Regions from separate parts of the Homo sapiens genome. Here region 2 is linked to region 1. Evidence: read pairs that join two places in POLR2A ChIA-PET (ENCODE). Cell type or tissue: B cell. All regions are shown on one strand. Links, peaks and the distances in the headings refer to the core of each region. The heading gives the core; the rest is flanking DNA.

The links. ChIA-PET counts read pairs that join two places held together with the same protein. Peaks named below come from ENCODE experiments on the same cell type or tissue, not always from the same donor. Only the 100,000 strongest peaks of a DNase experiment are listed, where the experiment ranks them.
Region 2: POLR2A ChIA-PET joins it to region 1 with 7 read pairs; 2 of 35 experiments call an interaction of 5 or more read pairs at or near these places.

The regions. Positions count from the first base shown.
Region 1 is chr3:195,095,603-195,105,036 of GRCh38, forward strand. All of the region lies in intron 3 of XXYLT1 (xyloside xylosyltransferase 1), which reads right to left. XXYLT1-AS1 (XXYLT1 antisense RNA 1) reads left to right here. Exons shown (of 4, transcript NR_104188.1): 3 at 1-105; 4 at 318-455. LOC124909476 (a long non-coding RNA gene) reads right to left here. Exons shown (of 2, transcript XR_007096226.1): 1 at 8,028-9,434; 2 at 7,250-7,912. Among named protein-coding and RNA genes, the nearest start is that of XXYLT1-AS1, 5.7 kb to the left of the region's middle. RefSeq lists enhancers at 1-570, 7,036-8,235. In B cell, for the core only: no CTCF peak of the experiment used is centred there; a DNase peak (open chromatin) is centred at 5,679; H3K4me3 peaks cover 522 bases; H3K27ac peaks cover 2,828 bases.
Region 2 is chr3:194,639,912-194,650,779 of GRCh38, forward strand. LSG1 (large 60S subunit nuclear export GTPase 1) reads right to left here. Exons shown (of 14, transcript NM_018385.3): 11 at 8,770-8,893; 12 at 6,253-6,332; 13 at 4,662-4,835; 14 at 880-2,336. The coding sequence ends at 2,157. TMEM44-AS2 (TMEM44 antisense RNA 2) reads left to right here. Exons shown (of 2, transcript NR_186047.1): 2 at 4,764-7,518. Among named protein-coding and RNA genes, the nearest start is that of TMEM44, 12 kb to the left of the region's middle. In B cell, for the core only: no CTCF peak of the experiment used is centred there; a DNase peak (open chromatin) is centred at 5,800; H3K27ac peaks cover 1,195 bases.

The sequences.
Region 1 (9,434 bases), core at 1-8,000:
CTTTGTCACCTGTGTGCTTATGCGTGAGCAACAGCGCCTGATGACTCTTGGGAAGAGCCACAACAAAGCGAGGGCCTGCAGGCGGCAGTGGCCAGGGAACCCTAGGTAAGGCCCTAACACGTGCGGTCCCCTGATCTGCGGGTGGGGCAGCCTTCACTGGAGGGGGAGTGAGTCTCAGTGAATCAGAGTGGGTACATGTGGAGCTGCAGGTCAGCAGCTCAACAGGGATGAGTAAGGTGCTTTCAGAGGCCACGTTAACCACATCTGGCTGGGAAGGAACCAGTTAGCAAACCTCTCTTTCCCTGCCCTGTTTCCAGCCCACAGGAACTCAAGCAGCTTCAGAGAAGGTCTTACTTGTTTCCGGGGAGAGGCCAGAGGCTCCGGGAACCCAATTCAATATGTAATATATAGCAGTGTCCACGCTATGGTCTAAGCAAAGGCAAGAGGAGAAATAAGGTTGATGGATGGCTCCATCCTTAGCACGCGTTTATGGACACCCACCCAGCCTTCTCCCAGCCGCCACGGCTCTCCACACACAGACAAAAGCAAAGCCCTTTGACCTTAAGCAGAAAAGTACACTGTCTCAACATACTTTTATAGAGTACCTGCTAAGCCTGGGGCCACCTAGGGGAGATTGGAGGGTCCCTCTAGCATGGCTGCAGCCCATGCACAGCAGGAGGATCTGTGTGGCCAGACGGGGAGGCTGGTGACAGTGGCGCAGACACAGCACTCAGAGGCCTCCAGGTGCGGAGAAACAACATGTGACGCAGACACCATGCTCTGTTCCCAGTGCGTCCCCAACACACACACGTATATATACACGACCATGCCCATGTGCACTTACATAATACACATGCACATACGCACACGTGTACGTAACAGACGCACATGCTGACAAACACACACGATACACACACACACACGCATACATTTCCTCGGCCTTCGGGAAAATGGAGTTCAACCTCCCATCTGAAGTTGAACTCGTTTCTTCAGAAGTGAGTCTGAGTCTTCATTTCTCAGGCACAGATGTGCAAGGAAACCATTCCTTCTCCTCCTCAGGCCTTCTCAGTGCCCTGGTAATATTTACACAGTTATTTAACAAGCAAGGCTGAGCTTTCCTTTCAACTGGCAATTAAAATCAGAACATAGAGACAAGCTTTGTAAAGCTTGGTTTCCATAGAGGATAATTTTCTTCCATGGGTTTAAAAAAATGAGAATCTTGACTGAAACTGTAGGTACTCACGTCAACAGTAATGCCCACTCAGTCTTCCAAATTGAGATAGAATGTGACTACCTTTTGCTGGAGGTTAGAAATAGTTCAAATTTGTATAATTTGTTTCCCAATTTAATAAGAAAAACAACAGGGGTGAAAATGGTCAGGCTGCGCTGAGCGCTGGGCAAAGGCAGGCTGTTCTGATTCCCGCCCAGCAGACCCCTCAGACGGGCTCCCCTGGCGTCCCTCTGCTGGGACTTCCCATGTCCCTGTTGTCTTGAAGAAAGGAACAAGACATATAGGCCGGTTCATTTTTAATCTGCTGCTGGTGTGGCCCAGTCCCCTCAACCAGACTGCTGGCAACTTTAAGTTGGAGACAGTTCTTGGAAGCAGGCTCAGTGCTGAGTTGGTTTTGACATAAGAATACATACACAGACAGACAGACAGAGAGATATACTGTAGCTGACATTTACTAAATGCCAGTCACCTTTTAAACAATTTATATCAATGATTTCATCCTCACTAAACTTTGTGACGCGGGTTACAGCAATGGCAAATGCGTATCAACACGTATCTAGCACCACGTGTGGGTTACAACAGCAGCAAATGCGTATCAACACGTAGCTAGCACCACGTGCCACCACATGCAAGCACTGTTGTGTTTATATCTGTGACCTCATTCAGCTTTCATAAACTTATGAGGTTGTTATTATCATGATCCCCACTTTATAGACAAGGAAACTGAGGCTTACAAGGGTTAAGGAATTGAGTCAAAGCCCCCCAGCTAGTAAGTGGTGAGGTCTGGATTTAAACCCAGGCAGCCTGGCCTGGAGCCCCCACTGATAAGACTGTCCTCGGCTGCCTCTCAGTGCATGGCGAGCACCCTGTGAACAGTCGCCAAGATAAAACCCAGCCCTGAGCACCTCCGCTGGGACCACACAACTGCTTCTGATTCTCCGGGGGAGTGTGAGTGGAGAAAAGACCCTCACACAAATGCCCCCACCCCCCCACCACGCACACACAAAGAAGTCAGGCTGGGCAGGAAAGACGCTTCAAACCAAATGTCTGGACAAAGAAAAGATGAGACTGGTGGAGGGGAACCGAGAAAGGCTCATGGAAGGTACTGTGGTGGTGAATAAGGAAGGACCCACAGAGTCCCACAGTCCCAGCAGTGGGGCGGGTCGGGAGGGGAACAGTGTGCTTCTGGGCCTAGGGGCAGCAGAGAGTGGCGGAGGAGACAAATGTGCATGATTCCACACACAGGAAATACCAAGAACAGGCACGCTCACAGGCAGGTTAGAGCTGGGGAGAGGCAGGAAATGGGAAGTTATTATTGAATGGGTACAGGGTTTCTGTTTGGGGTGATGCACATATACGAGAAACGGTGGTGATGGTTGTACAACATTGTGAATAGAATTAATGCCAGTGACTGTACACTTCAAAACGGTTAAAATGGAGCCAGGTGCAGTGGCTCACGCCTGTAATCCCAGCACTTTGGGAGGCTGAGGCGGGTGGATCACGAGGTCAGAAGATCGAGACCATCCTGGCTAACATGTTGAAACCCTGTCTCTACTAAAAATACAAAAAATTAGCCGGGCGTGGTGGTGCGCGCCTGTAGTCCCAGCTACTTGGGAGGCTGAGGCAGGAGAATGGCGTGAACCCGGGAGGCGGAGCTTGCAGTGAGCGGAGATCGTGCCACTGCACTCCAGCCTGGGAGACAGAGAGAGAGACTGTCTCAACAACAACAACAAAAGGTTAAAATGGCGAATTCTGTGTTATGTATATATTTGACCATAATCTCTCTTCACAGTGGCAGAGGAGGTGAAGCCACGGGCCTTGATGCTGTCAAGGTCTCGGGAGCCCTCCTCGCTGCGCTGGCCCCTGCTGCAGAGCCCGTCATCAGAAGAAAGTGATTTTTTTCCTATGGGTTCTGACAGTTAAGGCCCTGGTGCCTCTTGATGGCAATCAGAGGGACTGGAAAACTCACTCTCTGCCTCATTCCAACACTACCTACGGGTGGGACCCTCCCTGGGCCTCCTGGCCTGCAGCCTGGGGTCTCCAAGCTGCCTCAGGGCTTTCCGTCCCATGTTCTGCCCGAGCCCTGAGCGGCCCTGTTGACTTGGGACATGTGCCCCTTGGCTTGGCAGGGCTGCTGCTTCTCCCTTTCCATCTCATTGCTTCAAGCACAGACCATTCCACAATCACAATGTATTTACTTTCCAAAGCTGTGGATACCAAAGGAAAAACTGTGGTAGCAGAGTACGGTGTAATTAACGTGGAATGTACCAGGGGAACCGAGGACATGGCAGACAGACACCGCGTTCTCAAACAACCGCTTGCTGTTGAAGAGGGTCTATTTTCTCCTCTCCCTCTCCCTTCCCAAGAGATTAAAATAATAAACTCTAAGAAATAAATAAACGTGCTCAGCTTCACACATACGAGGTTGACCCTGGCGCAGGTGCGTGGACTCACGTGTGGGGTAGCAGCTGGACAGCCATGATCTGTGTCCATCACCACCCAGGCATCATGACCACAGAGAGACATATTTAGCACACACATTACAGTGCCTCCCAAACCAGCACCACCATCTGGGGCCTGTGCTGTCAGCCTGGACGCAGTCAAGTCAGCTGAAAGTAAAATCCATTCTCCATAATAAAGGTGTTCACAAGCCCCTTTCCCTGTGCAAGTTAGCAAAGACAGAACCATCTGACGAAGAATTAAATGCAGTAACTGGGCTGGGCGCGGTGGCTCATGCCTATAATTCCAGCACTTTGGGAGGCCGAGGCGGGTGGATTACGAGGTCAGAAGATCAAGACCATCCTGGTTAACACGTTGAAACCCCGTCTCTACTAAAAATACAAAAAAATTAGCCGGGCGTGGTGGTGGGCACCTGCAGTCCCAGCTACTGGGGAGGCTGAGGCTGCAGAATGGCGTGAACCTGGGAGGCGGAGCTTGCAGTGAGCTGAGATCGCGCCACTGCACTCCAGCCTGGGCGACACAGCGAGACTCTGTCTCAAAAAAAAAAAAAAAAAAAAATGCAGTAACTATATTTGAATCTTGTTCAGTGTAAAAGTTCTTAAGAAAAAGTTGTTTCTAAAGTGTAGCTTCAGTCAATAATTGGGATCTGTTTCTCACTGGGCACAAAATGGAGGGAGAAGAGAAAAATTCTCCCTGTCTTACTTAAAAAAGAAGACAGACTAAATAAAGTACAATAAATATCTATAGAATAAAGTAGTGGAAATTTGGAACTTCCAAATTTGCAAATCTGGAACTTCCAGTCCCTGCATAAAGCTGTCTGAGATCCTGCACCTGAAACCAATCTCCCCGCCACCACCGTTCCCCCTGCTTCATGCGACAGGCAAGGAGTGGCCCAGCCATGTCTGTCCCTCCTTTATTCATCCTCTGTGGATGTCTGACGGCCAGATGGACAGGGCTGGTTTCCTACTGGTCTCCGAATCTCCTGCCTCCACACCTAGCATGGGGTCCTATCTGGGAAAGTGTGGCCTATATGGCATGGAAGCCAGGTACAGCAGGAGTTTTACCCACCAGAGCACCGGACAGTGTGCTTTGGCCAGGACAAGGAGGGACACATTTAGCACACACATCACAGCGCCTCCCCCAGAAGGCAGGCATCTGCAGAGTCTTCTGCCCTGGCATCAGGCTAATGTCATGCTCCTCAGTGCCTATAGAATTAACGTCACCTTAGCCCAACACATAAGGCTCCCGGTGATGTGGCCTCTACCCCTGCCAGCCTCCTCCTCCTCTCTCCCTGGCACTCTCCCCGGCACTCTCCCCTGTACTCCACCCAGACCCAAGTTCCTGGGCCTACACACGCTACCCTCACTGAGGCTGTGGTGCCCTTCTCCCTCCTCGTCCACCAGAAAACTTCTTGTCACGAAAACCCAGCTCACAGGCCATGTCCTTTGTTCAGCTCCCTCCTCGCCCCCAAGCCTTGGACTATGTCTATGGTTGTGGGGTTTATACTGATCCTACATCCCTTTCTGTCCTATTAAACTGTGAGTTCTTTGGGGACAGAGACTGTGTCTTTTTATATCGGATATCCCTGCTGCCTAACCCTGTGCCTGGCACAAAGCAGGGACTCAGTCCAAATTTACTGAAGCGAACTAGTCTAGACAGGTATACTTTCACTGTCCAACTGCAAGGATATAACTAGCCTTTTCCAAGACAGCTATAGGTTCCACAGAGCGGCCCACAGCCAAGGCCTCTGCCAGTCTCTGTGAAGGGCTTCTGGCGCAATCCCAGCAGCTCCCCAGCCTCACTGCTGTAATCCACAAAGCACCTCCCAGCACGTGACAGTGAGGCTATGACAAGTACATAATATGTCACCTTCAGAGCCGCCAGGCCTCTTGCCAGTGCTATGCCGTCCTTACGGCGCTTGGGCAGGTACCCCCAGCTTGAATGTTCGACTTAATTGATTGGGAGCAATTAAGGAGAACATGTACTAGTTAATTAAACACTGTACCCCCACTGCCACCTTCATCAAAATCTCTTAAATCACATTAGGAAAAAACAGAATCTCTCTGGCTGGTTAGTATCTTTACTCTCAGGGCATCATGATGATGAAATGGGTAAACACATCCTCTTTTGCAAAACCATTTCCTTCCCATTTATTACTTTTTCTAGAAATGCACACAACTGCTATCACTTTCATAAATATTTTAAAACATTAGTAAGTCCCAGGGACATTCCTTTTGTATACTACATATTTCAGTGAGATTTGGATAAAATATGGCAGTTATACATGTAGCTCTAATTAACATATTTCCTGAATGAAAATGATAACATCTGGCCCCTTTTAAAGATGAAATATATGAAATTGGGATATAGCAAAAAATACATCTGAGCCGGGTGCTGTGGTGTGTTCCTGTTATCCTAGCTACCTGGGAGGCTGAGGCAAAAGGACTGCTGGAGCCCAGGGCTTTATGTCCAGCCTGGGAAATGTAGCGAGACCCTATCTCTATTGAAAAAAAAAGGGGAGAGGGGAAGGGAGGGGAGGGGAGGAGAGGGGAGGGAAGAAAGAAAAAGAAAGTAAGGAAACAGAAAAAAAGGAAGAAACAAAGAGGAACGGAGGAAAGGAGGAAAGGAGAAATGTAAGGAGGAAGGGAAGGGAAAGGGAGGGGAGGGGAGGGGACGGGGGAGGGAGGGATGCGGGGAGGGAGGACAGAAAGAAAGTAAAGAAACAGAAAAAAAGGAAGAGAGAAAGAGGAAGGGAGGAGAGGAGGAATGGAAGGAGGAAGGGAAGGGAAAGGGAGGGGAGGGGAGGGGGAAAAAGAGAATTGTCTGGTATATCTGAGTCTATGTTTTCCAACAGAATAGAATGAATGTCTTCTGAATTCTATGTAAGATATACAACATGATATTTTGAAATACACAGGTAGTGAAATGGTTACAATAGTCAAGCAAATTAACATATCCATCAATTCACATTGTTACTCATCTTTGTGTGTGTGGCAAGAGCACCTAAAACAAACTCTTTTCGCAAAATTCATGAATACGATATTATGGATGATAGCCCTCATGTCACACATGAACCCTCTAGACCCGTTCATCCCACACGTCTGCTACGCTGTATCCCCTGACTGGTATCTCCCCATTTCCTCCCTCACCCTCGCCGTGGCCACGGTAACCATCATTTTCTTCTCTACCGCTGTGTATTCAGCTTTTCCTCTTTTTAAAAAGATTCTACATATAAGTGAGATCATGCGACATATTTTTTCTCTGTGTCTGGCTTATTTCACTTAGCAATAATGTCCTCCAAGTTTCATCCACGCTGTGGCAAATGGTATGACTCCTTCTTTTTAAAGGCCGAGTAATATTCCGTTTTGTGTGTGTGTGTGTGTGTCTTGTATGTTACAATTTCTTTCTCTATTCATCTATCAACAGACATTTAGGTTCTTTCCGTATCTTGGCTACTGTGAATAACGTTGCCGTGAGCACGGGAGAGCAGTTATCTTTACGAGGTAGTGATTTCATTTCCTTTGGGTCAATGCCCAGAAGAAGGACTGCTGAGTCATATAGTAGTTCTAGTTTTATTTCTTTAGGAATTTCCATATTGTTTTCCATCATGGCTGTACCAACCTACATTCCTACCAACGGTGCAGCGTGCTGGGGCTCCCTCTTCTCCACACCCTCGCCAACAGTGGCTATCTCTTGTGTTTTTGACAATGGCTATTCTATCAGGTGTGAAGTGAGAATGACTGTTTTCTGATTTTGCCAGATTTTTATATGTCTAAGGAATCAACCCCGTACTGCCAGCCTGCACTGAACGGGGAGAAGTGGCGGCTCACGCTAGTAACAGTCAGTGCTGTGGGGGGCAGATAAAAGGGAGCCTAGGAACGCTGGACGGAAATGCTGATTTGCTCCAGATAACAGACTGGAATTCCAGGCCATGAGGCTGGGCCTAGTTTAGTTAATGCTGGGCCACTGGTGGTTCTGTGACAGAAAAACAGGAGTGCAGGAATGCACCCCCACACCAGCGACCTGCGTCCATCACCCCACGCCAGCGACCTGCGTCCATCACCCCACGCCAGCGGCCTGCGTCCATCACCCCACGCCAGCGGCCTGCGTCCATCACCCCACGCCAGCGGCCTGCGTCCATCACCCCACACCAGCGGCCTGCGTCCATCTCTTCTGCATTTGTTAGAGGCTGCATGGGCCTAAATCACACACACTCAGAACCTAGAAAGAATCAGTGTAGGTAAAACAAGAGAGAAATTAATTTTAAATAGGAACATGTTCTTTGTCTTTTGAAGCCTTTTAAAGGCCCTTACATTCACTGTCGCTGTGCCTTTACCTAGACTCAGATAAATGACAGAAGAGGTGCTGTTCTGTGAGACCTTTAGAATCCATCAAGGGGAAGTCACTGGGCAAGAGGAATGAAATTCAGGCCCTGAGAAACTAGGGAAAAAAAAATTAGAGAAACAATGCAATCTTGTCAGGTGACCAATTCCAAGTGTGTCCTTTGACCTCATGGAATAAAAGACAGTCCCTGGCATAACTAGCTGAAAATACTAGCTGGGGTCATATGCTTCTGATTACTGAGAAAGGCCAGCACAGGCTGAGAGTCCCTATGCTCCTGCCTAACCCTGTGGCCTCTCCAACGAGGGGAGAAAGGTTTGACGCACTAGAAGTTCATCACTTTAAGTCTGTTGTTTGGAATTCTGAATACATTTTCCTATAACAACTATTTCCAACTGGTGTTTGGGCGCCTTTTTAGACATTACATACAGATGGACCCACAGTTTAGAATGGGAGCAATGGGGAAAGGAAAATGGGAGGTCGGGCCCATGAAATCTACTGATGAGTAGAAGCCCTTTGGGAGCACACACCCACTGTGACGGTGATGACGGTGATGAGGGCTCCGTGTGTGTGTGTGTGTGTGTGTGTGTGTGTGTGTGTGTGTGTGTGTGTATTTTATGAGAGGGCAGATGCCATGAGAGGAAAACGAGGCTCTAGGAACAGAAACAGAAGTATGAAGAAGTGGTTCAAAGACAAGAAGTAGCAAGCAGAGGAGATGGTTCTGAGTCCCAATCATTCCTCAGCTTAAGTTCTTCTTTCTACAATACTTCACTTCCCAGGCAGCAGTGCCCAGGTGAGCAGTTCCCTTGCGGGGAGGGGGTGGGGCAGCAGTGGACTCATGCTGCCTGCTGGGAAAGGGTATGTGAGATTCAGCTGCTCACACGACCATGTGTTCACTGAGCAGGGGATCACAACCTCAAGCTCCCAGAGAGCAAGGCAGTGGGGACGAGGCGGGGACCCGGGAGATCCAGACAGCGTGGCACGACCACCTGAGAGAGGCTGCTGCTGTTCAGCTGAGGCCAGGGGTTCTGGAGAAAAGGCAGGCCTAGTATCATCCTGACTTCTGAGTTTTAAAGGAAAGCTACGGAATACCTTGATTTTAAATGTTGGCAACTAATACAAAGTAACAACAACAACAAAATGCTACAGGCAAAAACAAAAACAAACAAAAAAAACCCCACACCAAAAACCCTCTTCTGTCTGGTCTGTGGAATATCAGTTTGCAGTCCCTTTCCCAGTGTCTACAGTTAGAATAAACCATTTGGTTCTTTGATTCGCAAGTCTAGCTACAAGCCAGAATCACTTTGGGTACATGGTCAAAACGCAGCTTTGGAGACCAACAGTATTGGGATGCCTGGGACAAGGCCTGAGAGCCTGTCTTTTGAGGTGCCCTGGGGATAGT
Region 2 (10,868 bases), core at 1,444-9,443, 450 kb before region 1:
TAAACAAGCCATAAAAATACAACATGTACTACAGCAGGGGCATCTTTAAAGTACATTGACGACACCCCGCATTGTGGGCGGGGGTGTGTGGGGGAAGGTTTCCAAGAAATAATGCATAAGCTGGGCCTTGGAGAATGTTTGCTTTTGGCAACAAGGCCATGGCAGCAGCTCTGCAGAGGCCCTTGGAGGCGGCAAGAGATGGTATAGGGAGAAAGGCAAATAGCAGAGGGAGGGCAGCACCTGCAGGAGGGGAGGCGAGACGGTCAGCGTTCGGTAGCGAGGGAGTCGGGACTTCATCCTGCCGTGAACACTTTGGACGGTATCTTCTAACTAGCTCCCTCTGGGTCATTAGAACCCTGCCCAGGTTCTCCCTGTACTTTCCACAGGGCTCTGCACGTGGTCGGCCCTCAGGAAATGAATCAGTTCCTTAACCAGGCTCCTCAGAGGTCCAGCAGCTGCCCAGGAGCTAAAGATAATGTTTTTGGCCATGGTTCAGAGTTAGCCAAAAAGAAAAACTAACAAGAGGACCGCAGCACTTGTCCTCCTGGACAGTGGGCAGTGATGTGACTGCTCAAAGGCATTTCCTGTTGGCAGAGGTGGCAGGACCTCAGGCACCGTCCTTCTGAAGGAAAGGCTGCAGCGGCCTGGGCGGCCCTACGGGAGTGGGCAGCCAATGGTGACCATAAATCCCAGCCGCCTGGCGGAGACAGGCCAGCAGCTCAACAGCTTTCTCTTCTGGGAGGGCACGTTGCTTGAATCCGGGAGAGGGAGGTTCCAGTGAGCCGAGATCATGCCACTGCACTCCAGCCGGGGCGACAGAGTGAGACTCCGTCTCAAAAAAAAAAAAAAAAAGAAAACCAGAAATACCAGAGACAGTAATTTATAAAGAAAAGAGGTTTAATTGGCTCACGGTCCTGTAGATGGTACAGGAAGCACAGCAGCTTTTGCTTCTAGGGAGGCCTCAGGAAACTTACAATCATGTTAGAAGGCGAAGGAGAAGCAGGCACATCTTATATGGCCAGAGCAGGAGGGAGACAGAGGGGAGGCACCACACACTTTGAAGCAACCAGATGTGATGAGGACTCAATATCAGGAGAACAGCACTGAGCGGGTGGTGCTAAACCGTTCGTGAGGACTCTGCCCCATAATCCCATCGCCTCCCACCAGGGGGCTTACATTTCAACATGAGACTCGGTGAGGACACAGATCCAAACCACATCAACAGTGCTTTCATGCTTTTGATTATCTTTTGTAACTATGTTATTGAACTATAATTTACATACCATACAATTCACCAACGTAAAGTGTGTAATTCAATGGTCTTAAGCATATTCAGAGTTGTGTGACCATCGCTACAGTCAATTTTAGGACATTTTTATCACTGCAAAAGAAAGACCTCAATCTTCCCATTCCTCCCATCCCGAAGCAACCACTAATCTACTTCCTCTATATGGAGATTTGCTTATTCTGGACATTTTAAATAAGTGGAATAACCAGTGAAGATGGGGGCTAGGTAGTAAATACCGCAGCTTCCCTGTCACCCGGTGGTTACATTCTACATGTTCCTTAGTGGACGTGAGCCCCCGCTGTACACTAACTGAACCCAAGTCCCTTGTTTAGAGTCGGAGGAACCCAACTAGGACACTCAGAATGGGGAATTTCTCTTTCACCTTCGTCCCAAATGTGTCTCGTGAACCATCCCTTGCAAATTTTTTTTCTTGTGATGCAGTCTCACTCTGTCGCCCAGGCTGGAGTGCAGCGGCGCAATCTCCATTCACTGCAAACTCTGCCTCCCTGGTTCAAGTGATTCTCCTGCCTCAGCCTCCCGAGTAGCTGGGATTACAGGTGCGCGCCACCACGCCTGGCTAATTTTTTTGTATTTTTAGTAGAGACGGGGTTTCTCCATGTTGGTGCGTGAGCCACTGTGCCCGGCCAGGAGTAGGATTCTCGGGCTCCCAGATGACTCCTTTTTGTCAGAGTTGGTGTTTCCAGGAGGCCCTTGGTCTTGACATGGAGACTGTTGGGTGCAGCCGTGCTCTGCAAGAGCAGGGCCCGTTCTACAGTGCTAGTGTCTTGGGACGGTTCCACAGGCAACAGGCAGCTTCTGCTCTTTTCCATCTGCACAATGCAGATGACATTTCTGTTGCAGCCCAACCTCACATATCCAGGTGCTTGTAGAGTCTACGACTTTTTTCTTTTTTATTTCTGTTGCCATGTTTTTTCCAGGGCTTCCCCGCCCCGTTCTCAGAGCTCGCAGTGGATGCAGTCACTACACCACTCCCGGGCTTGTAACCCATCACAGCCTGGACTCCTTTGGTCAAAGCCCTCACATTCTCCTAGGAAATAAGAGAAAACATTATCTGAGCTGTCAGCAGGCTATCCTTTAAGGGATATGCACAGTACTATTAGTGGATCACTTCAAGATAAAAAGGAGTCAGTCACTGGGTGAACTTCCGCCCCCCTCCCCTTCACTGGTCCTCTTTCTCCCCCCAGCATTCTGTCTTCAGTTCATCTCTTCCCCCTCCTCATTCCCTCGTCAACTTTGTTTAGTCCCATACTTTCAAATGCCATCTACAACTAGACTTAATACCAGCTGTGTTCTGGAAATTTGTCTTAATATCAAAACTTAACCTGTTTCAACCACATTAGAAATGGACTCTAAACAAATTTTAAGTTTACTTAGTAAAAAAAAAAATTAGTACCCTACGATTTGCAAGTTACTTATAATAGTAAAATATTACTCTAGAGGTTACAGTTTAGACATATGAATTATATTAAAATTATGACAAGTTTTCAGCTTTCTTGTACATAGCTTTTAGAAACCTGTAAACATTTAAAATTTCACATGAAATGTTCTGTATGACAGCTGTAGGCCCAAGAATAAACTTGCAATCTTTTTGCATGTTGGTAAATTTTCTTCCAAATACTGGTATGTACCAACTTGAAAATAATTCAAACTAGGAGCTACAAACATCTAAGTTTTATCCCAGCTTTGCAATTTAAAGCATGCCCTTGGGTAACTCAGTCTCTTTGAGCCTCAGTGTCCTCAAGGAATAATACTTGCTTGGCCTGCTTCACAGGCTCATTGTGTAAGGCATGCAGATAAAGCACGGGATAAATACAAAAACATTCTCTGGATATAGCTGATCACCCCATCCTAACCCCTGTCCTATTTTCGCTATAGTAGTCACTTAAAAACATTTTTAACCTACACTGGGTACAATTATGTGATTTAGCTCTTTTGCATGTACATTTGACCTTTAAAATACTGCCTACAAATTGTAGCTGTGATATAAGCAACTGAAGTTATCAATATTTTAAAGTGCAGAAGACATTTATGAAGTCTGTTTCTTTAGCACTTTCTATCACCAAATGTGTTGGCTCAGAGAAAAGACAACTGACTAAATGGGTGCAAATATTTGTAAATCATAAATCTGATATGGGACTTGTATCCAGAATATATAAAGAACTCTTACAACTTAATAATAGACATTTCTCTAAAGAAAATATACATGTGCCAACGAGCACATAAAATGACGCTCAGCATCACTAGTAATTAGGGAAATACTCATCAAAACTATAATGCAATACGTCACATGTATTAGGATGGCTAAAATAAAAAAAAAATGGGAAATAATAAACATTGACAAGGATGAGGAGACAATTAGAAACCTCCTACATCACTGGGAGTAATGTAAAACAGCACAGCCACGTTTGGAAAGTTTGGCAATACCTCAAATGTTAAACATGGAGTTGCAATACAACCCAGCAACCCCACGCCGAGGTATATACTCAAGAGAGACGAAATCCATGTCTCCACAAAAACCTGTACACAAGTGTTCATTACACCATTATTCATAGTAGCCAAAAAGTGGAAACAACCCAAACGTCCCTCAAATGATAAATAGATAAACAAAATGTGGCATATCTATACAATGAAACATTATTCGGTAATAAAAAGGACTGAAATACTGACACAGGCTACAACATGGATGAATGTTTAAGATACCACGCTAAATGAAAGAAGCCTGTCACGAAGAGCACACAGTATGATTCCAGTCACGTGAAGTCTCCAGAACAGGCAAATCTGTTCATAAAGATTGATTATTGGTTGGCAGGGGCTGGGGGAAAAAAGGGGACAGGCAGTAACTGCTAATAAATAAGGTTTCGGCCGGGCGCGGTGGCTCACGCCTGTAATCCCAGCACTTTGGGAGGCCGAGGAGGGTGGATCATGAGGTCAGGAGATCGAGACCATCCTGGCTAACAAGGTGAAACCCCGTCTCTACTAAAAATACAGAAAATTAGCCGGGCGTGGTGGCGGGCGCCTGTAGTCCCAGCTACTCGGGAGGCTGAGGCAGGAGAATGGCGTGAACCCGGGAAGCGGAGCTTGCAGTGAGCCAAGATTGCGCCACTGCAGTCCGCAGTCCGGCCTGGGCGACAGAGCGAGACTCCGTCTCAAAAAAAAAAAATAAAAATAAATAAATAAATAAATAAATAAATAAATAAATAAATAAGGTTTCTTTTGGGAATTATTAAACCCTTTTTGGAATTATTAAACCCTTTTTGGGGTTAATAAAATGTGTTTATGGCATGTGATACTCAATAAAGCTGTTATAAAAAGAGTGTTGGATCAGAAGTTTAAGAAAAGCTTTAAAACTTACTTGATGGAAAAAAGTTTTGTCAACGATATTTTCAATCTGCTTTGCTTTTTTATTTCTGCCTAGCTGCATTTTTATTTCATCACTGTTCATTTTGTTCTCTAGGAGTCGCTGGTGTTGATGCTGAAAAGTTACAGGATCTCTTCCAGGAGGAGGATGGCAGTACAGCAGCTTACCCTACAAAGACAACATGAATGACAACAGTGCAGCCTAAGTGCCATCTGTGGCCTCAGAGGAGACAGCTCCACCCAGTCACACTCTGATGGAGCTTTCTGCCTTCTGGTTAAGTTAGCTGAGTTGAGTTTTGGTCTACTGCAGCTGAAGAGTCCTTTTTCTAATACATCAATGGTCAAAGTGTTCTAGAGACCTAGCTCTTCCCATGGCGCCCCAGACTAGGATGAAATCTCTTTCTTCTTTTCTCGTTTGCATTCCCACTCAAGTATTCTTCAGTATACGGACATGATCATACTTATGGTGAATATTTTCCAAAACAAAACTCAAGACATAACTGGACAGTTACGGTAATGCCGGGTTAGACTGTTAAAGTCAGGAGAGTTCCTCGACTCCTGTATGTGGGGTTGCAGTTGCTCACTGGGTGCAAGTCTGCCTCTTTCCATCATAAATGATCTGAAGGCTGTGACTATTTTTACCTCATCTTTACATCCTCCACAGTAAGTGGTAAACGAATACATGACTTATCCATACCAATAGCATGAACTGCTTTCTTCCTGAACTGAAGGCAAGCCCATATGGTTGCCACTGAGCTCCAAGAGCTCCACCGATGTGGTCTTGAGAAGAGGAGGAAATAAAGCCAAATCCTCACAACTGGTTATTAACAGGGCCCTGTAATGCTTATTTGTGGAAAGAAACTTAATAGATAACAATTACTGGGGGCTCATTATGTGCCAGGCATTGAGCTTAGTGCTACACACACACACACACACACACACACACACACACAGACAGACACACACACACACACACACACACACACACACACAGACAGACACACACACACACACACACACACACACACACACACACACACACACAGAGTTTTCATTTATTTCCCATAATAATCTCATGAGATAGGCCCTGTTCATCTCCATTTTACTATGGGGAAACCCCCAAATAGCATGTTCTCATTTGAAAAGGAGAAATAGTAATCTCACAGACTTGTTACATATTTGTACTGAGAAGACGCACGTAAAACAGAACTATTTCTAGCAGGGTTAGCTTTCAAGAAATGTTAGCTGTTATCGTTACTAGGCAAATATAGAGATAGGCATATAAACAGCTATACTACAAAGAAGACTGTGACAATAGTTGCAATCATAACAAGCAAAGGGCTGTAGGAGACAAAAAAAGCCAGATGCATATATTGGTGATTTTCACTCATAATAGGTGTTCAGAGATCTCCATCTTTTGTAATGTCTATAATCCATATAATGTTAACTACCCTACATCAAGAACACAACTCCAGTTTCAATGAAAAAATATTTCCTTTATAATCGAACAGGTTACCATTATCTAAGAACGCAGAATGTGGAAAAGACTTGTGTATTGGAGAGCATGAGAGGCAGGGTTCACTTACACTGACATAGTCCTTCAGGATGTAGCGCGCAGATCGAGGCTGGTCTGGCTGTCCATGCGCTGTCATGAATCCTCGCATGTCTGTGGAGAGAAAAGAATTTTGCAAAATCTTAGATGACAGAATATCACAACAAAGACAACTGAGGTGATGTAGCTTCTATTACTAAGCATTCTTACTCTTGGATTTTAAAAAATTAGGTATCATTGTAGAATATATATTGTTTAGCATTAAAAACACTAGATAATCCAGGAGAATATTTACTTATATCTGATATCCTAAAAATGCCACCTAGCACCACGCTATGAAAGACAAATTCGATTTCTCTCTACTCCAGTTATTTCTTCTCTTTATTTTATTTTTATTTTATTTTTTGTTGAGATGGAGTCTCGTTCTGTTGCCCAGGCTGGAGTGCAGAGGCACAATCTTGGCTCACTGCAACCTCCACCTCCCAGGTTCAAGCAATTCTGATGCCTCAGCCTCCCAAGTACCTGGGATTACAGGCGCATGCCACCACGCCTGGCTACTTTTTGTATTTTTAGTAGAGATGGGGTTTCACCACGTTGTTCAGGCTGGTCTTGAACTCCTGACCTCAGGTGATCCACCCACTTCGGCCTCCCAAAGTGCTGGGATTACAAGCGTGAGGCACTACACCCAGCCTCCTTATTTTAAACATTTATTCATGGAGGCTACCTGTAGGAGAATGCTACGCTATCAATACTACTTGCAAAACAGAAAGCAACAGAGAAGTTTTCTTACTGAATGATGTACCTACATTTTTTTCCCCAGTAAGATCCCTTTAATACTAACTCAATTAGAAAAGCAGCGAAGCATGGTGGTTAAGAACACGGCTTCAGCAGACAGGCTGCGTTCAAAACTCAGTTCCCTCACATACTAGCTGTCGACTGGCTTTTCCAGTTTCGAAGAAAATAGTTAGAATCCTAATTTACACAATATACAACAATAAATTTCGTCAGATTAAAAATCTAAATGTTAAAAAAGTAAGTAAATATTACAGGAAGATAGTTTTATCTTTTTGGGAGGGAGAAGACCTTCCCAAGTAAAACACCAAACCCAGTCAAACCAAAAAGGAAAAATATAGTCTATTAAAATTGTCAACTTCTTTGGGGCCAAAGAAACCATAAATTAACATTGGAAAAAATGTGTAGCACATATAACAAAGAACTTTTACAAATCATTAAGACAGAACCATGTATAGGAAAATGTGATTCCCAGAAGAAAAATAAATGGTCACAAAACATTTGGAAAGATGCTCAACTTCACTAGTATTTAAAGAAATACAAAGTAAAATGAGAGTAATCTGGCAATATCTTTGAAAATTTACTGTCAGAGATTTTCTTCTATATGGACTTGCAGATAGTGAACTTAGAAATTGTACGTGTGGTCATTTGCTTTTACAAACTGGCTTTTTCCTTACTCTGATTTTATCAGGCAGCATTAGATGAAACATCTTAAAAGACTCACATTATTTTCAGTTGTATCGGAAGTACAATCAAACTGGAAGTTTGGTGGAAGTCCACCTTTCTGCATTTTGCAGGCTAACATCCTGCAGGGAGATCTCACCCAGGCTATTCCACTGACCAGCCACCTCACCTTGGGTCAGCTCAGGCTCTGAGTTCGGATGATTACTCTTAAAAGCAGGGGCTAGGAGGTGAGGTGATCTTTAAGGTCTTTTCTTGTTCTATGAATCTGTAATTAGAATAGTCTTACCACAAGTGTTTAGTATTTATCCTCTTTAGAGTCTCTAAGTTCAAGGTTTAAGTGTGATTCATATCAAATCACCTTTCACCTTTCTCTGCCAGTAAATACTCAAATAAGCTGAACTCCTTCCCAACCAGCAGCAATCCCTGTAAAGGCAAGTCACCCACGCACGGAAATGTTTCCCACACTGCTATTTTTTTTTTTTTTTTTTTTTTTAGGTAGACACAAGGTTCTCCAGGCCACCTTTAAAGTTTACATTTAAGGCAAGAAATCATAGGTTCCCACGTGGAATTGGGATAAAACACAGAGGTGGGAGAGCTGTGGACTCATCTTAATGTCAAATAAGTTTACAGGGGCTGATGGGAGAGGAAGGAGGATGCTTTGTGCCCCTATCCTAACCAAGCTCCACTCTGTCCCCGTCTCTGAGGGGTCTCCCTTCTGGTGCTCCCCTCCTAACTCTCCTGCCTCGCTGTGGCGTGCGGATTCATTTTCTTCCACACATCCGCTTTCTTCTTGTTTGGGAGACGACTCCAGAAAGAGCCAACACAGCCTACGATGAGAACCCCTGTGCTGCACGTGGGTACCATCAAAGCAGCAAACGTCCTAAAAGCTTTTTGCACTTTAGGTTACTTTGTAGGCAAGGCCCACAGAGACGAAAGATGGCTTGAAAAATGCTGAAGAAATATTATAAATGTGTATCTTTGCAGAACAGCAATTCTAGTACTATTACTATTCTTATTTCTATTCATTAGGTATACTGTTACTTTTGTTCACATTTTCTGATGAATCACAACTTACATCCATAAGCTGTCAACAGTTCTTCCGATGTTGGAGGTCGGTGGGGATCTTCATCCTCTCTAGGCGTTATGATGTTAATGCCATAGGTAGCTTCTAAAACATGTCTTGGAATATTCTGGCAAACGTAGCTTGTCAGGGAATCCATTCTCTTGAACGGACTCCCTCCTCCCCATGGCATACAAATCGTGCCTCAAAGAACATGGCACTTCATTCCGCGTGTGACAAACACTCTCTCCTCTCCAAAGGAAGAGGATAGTTTTTGATTAATCTAAAAAGACTCAGTTGTTTTTTCCCTTTTAAACAAGGCCTTAAGCTCCCACGACTTTTCCATATGAATTCATTTAAAATAGTAATTTAAAATATATCTGAAACAGACTTTAAAGATGACACATTTTTACCCTGAAAAGATTACGCATTTGTGATTCTAATTTAGAGATAAAGCAAGGGGAGTCTCTGTTTCTAATGCCTACAGTTAGGCAGGATTACTTTTCCTCCTTTGTCTCATCTCCCATAGTTTGTCCAAATTTTCCTTAAGCCACTAACAATATTCTACCTTGTACTAGAGTTATTCAAGTACATGCCTCATGTGCCCCAACAGACTGATGCTTCGTAAAGGGCAGGAGCCATCTCTATTTATGCCCTATCCTCCACAGCACCTAACCTAAGGCTACCTGCAATAAATGATTCATGTCTCACTATTAATTTACAGAGAAACTTAAAAGGCCAGGCGTGGTGGCTCACGCCTGTAATCCCAGCATTTTGGGAGGTCGAGGCAGGCAGATTATCTGAGGTCAAGAGTTTGAGACCAGCCTGGCCAACATGGTGAAACCCCATCTCTACCAAAAAAAAAAAAAAAAAATTAACTGGGCATGGTGGTACATGCCTGTTAATCCCAGCTACTCGGGAGGCTGAGGCAGGAGAATTGCTTGAACCCAGGAGGTGGAGGTTGCAGTGAGCAGAGATTGCACCACTGTACTCCAGCCTGGGTGACAGAGCGAGACTCCATCTCAAAAACAAAAAAAAAAGCTATACACTTTTTCATATATATGTATCTATGAATAAGCTGTGGCCTTAAGTGTAGTTATGAAGGGAATTTTACTCTACTTACAAGCCAGCGGATTAGTGTGCCAATTTCATGAAGTCTCCTATTTTCTGCTAGTATCTACAAAACAATAATAGACTAACTTATTAGCTTATAAGTAGAGTAAAATCTCAGACCTTGCAGTTTTTTTTTTCTTTCATTTTCTTTTTTCTTAAAGGCAAGAGTCTCGCTTTGTGGCCCAGGCTGGAGGGCAGTGGCACCATCTCAGCTCACTGCAACCTCCGCCTCCCAGGTTCAAGAGATTATCGTGCCTCAGCCTCCCGAGTAGCTGGGACTACAGGTGTGCACCACCACGCCCAGCTAATTTTTGTATTTTTAGTAGAGACAGGGTTTCGCCATGTTGGCCAGGCTGGTCTCAAAACCTGGCCTTAAGTGATCCGCCTGCCACAGCCTCCCAAAGTGTTGGGGTTACAGGCATGAACCACCACACCTGGCCCCTGCATAGTTCTTAACAAATCCATCTTTGAGTCTTTTTTCCATGCTGGGCACTGTCCTAGATGCTTTATGTAAGTTAATTCATTATGCTGCTGAGAGGTAGCAGAGTTCCTAATTTACTGCTTACTAGCTATAAGAGCTTAGATAAATTATTTAACTTCTCTGTGCCTCAGTTTCCTCAAGTTTGAGGAAATGGGAATAACAGCAGTATCTGCCTTAAGCGTTGCTTTTTGAGGACTAAAAGGTATTTGGTAAGGGTTTAGAAAAGCACATAGCAAGTATTCAATATATGTTAGCTATACTGATTAAATATAATCAACCGTGAGATAGATTTTCCCCCACTTAGAGAAAAGGAAAGTATTTGGGAAGGTTAAGCAAGTTTTCCAAGGTCATTCAAACGGTTACATGGCATTGTTAAATAGGTTTGCAACTTGGAACTGAGTATCTGAAACCTGGATTCTCCCATTTCTTCAAGGCTACACTGCTGAAATCAGGAAATGAGGTTCTATTCTGAAGTTCTCATGCTATCTCACAGTATAAACTTGTGCAGATCACTAGTATT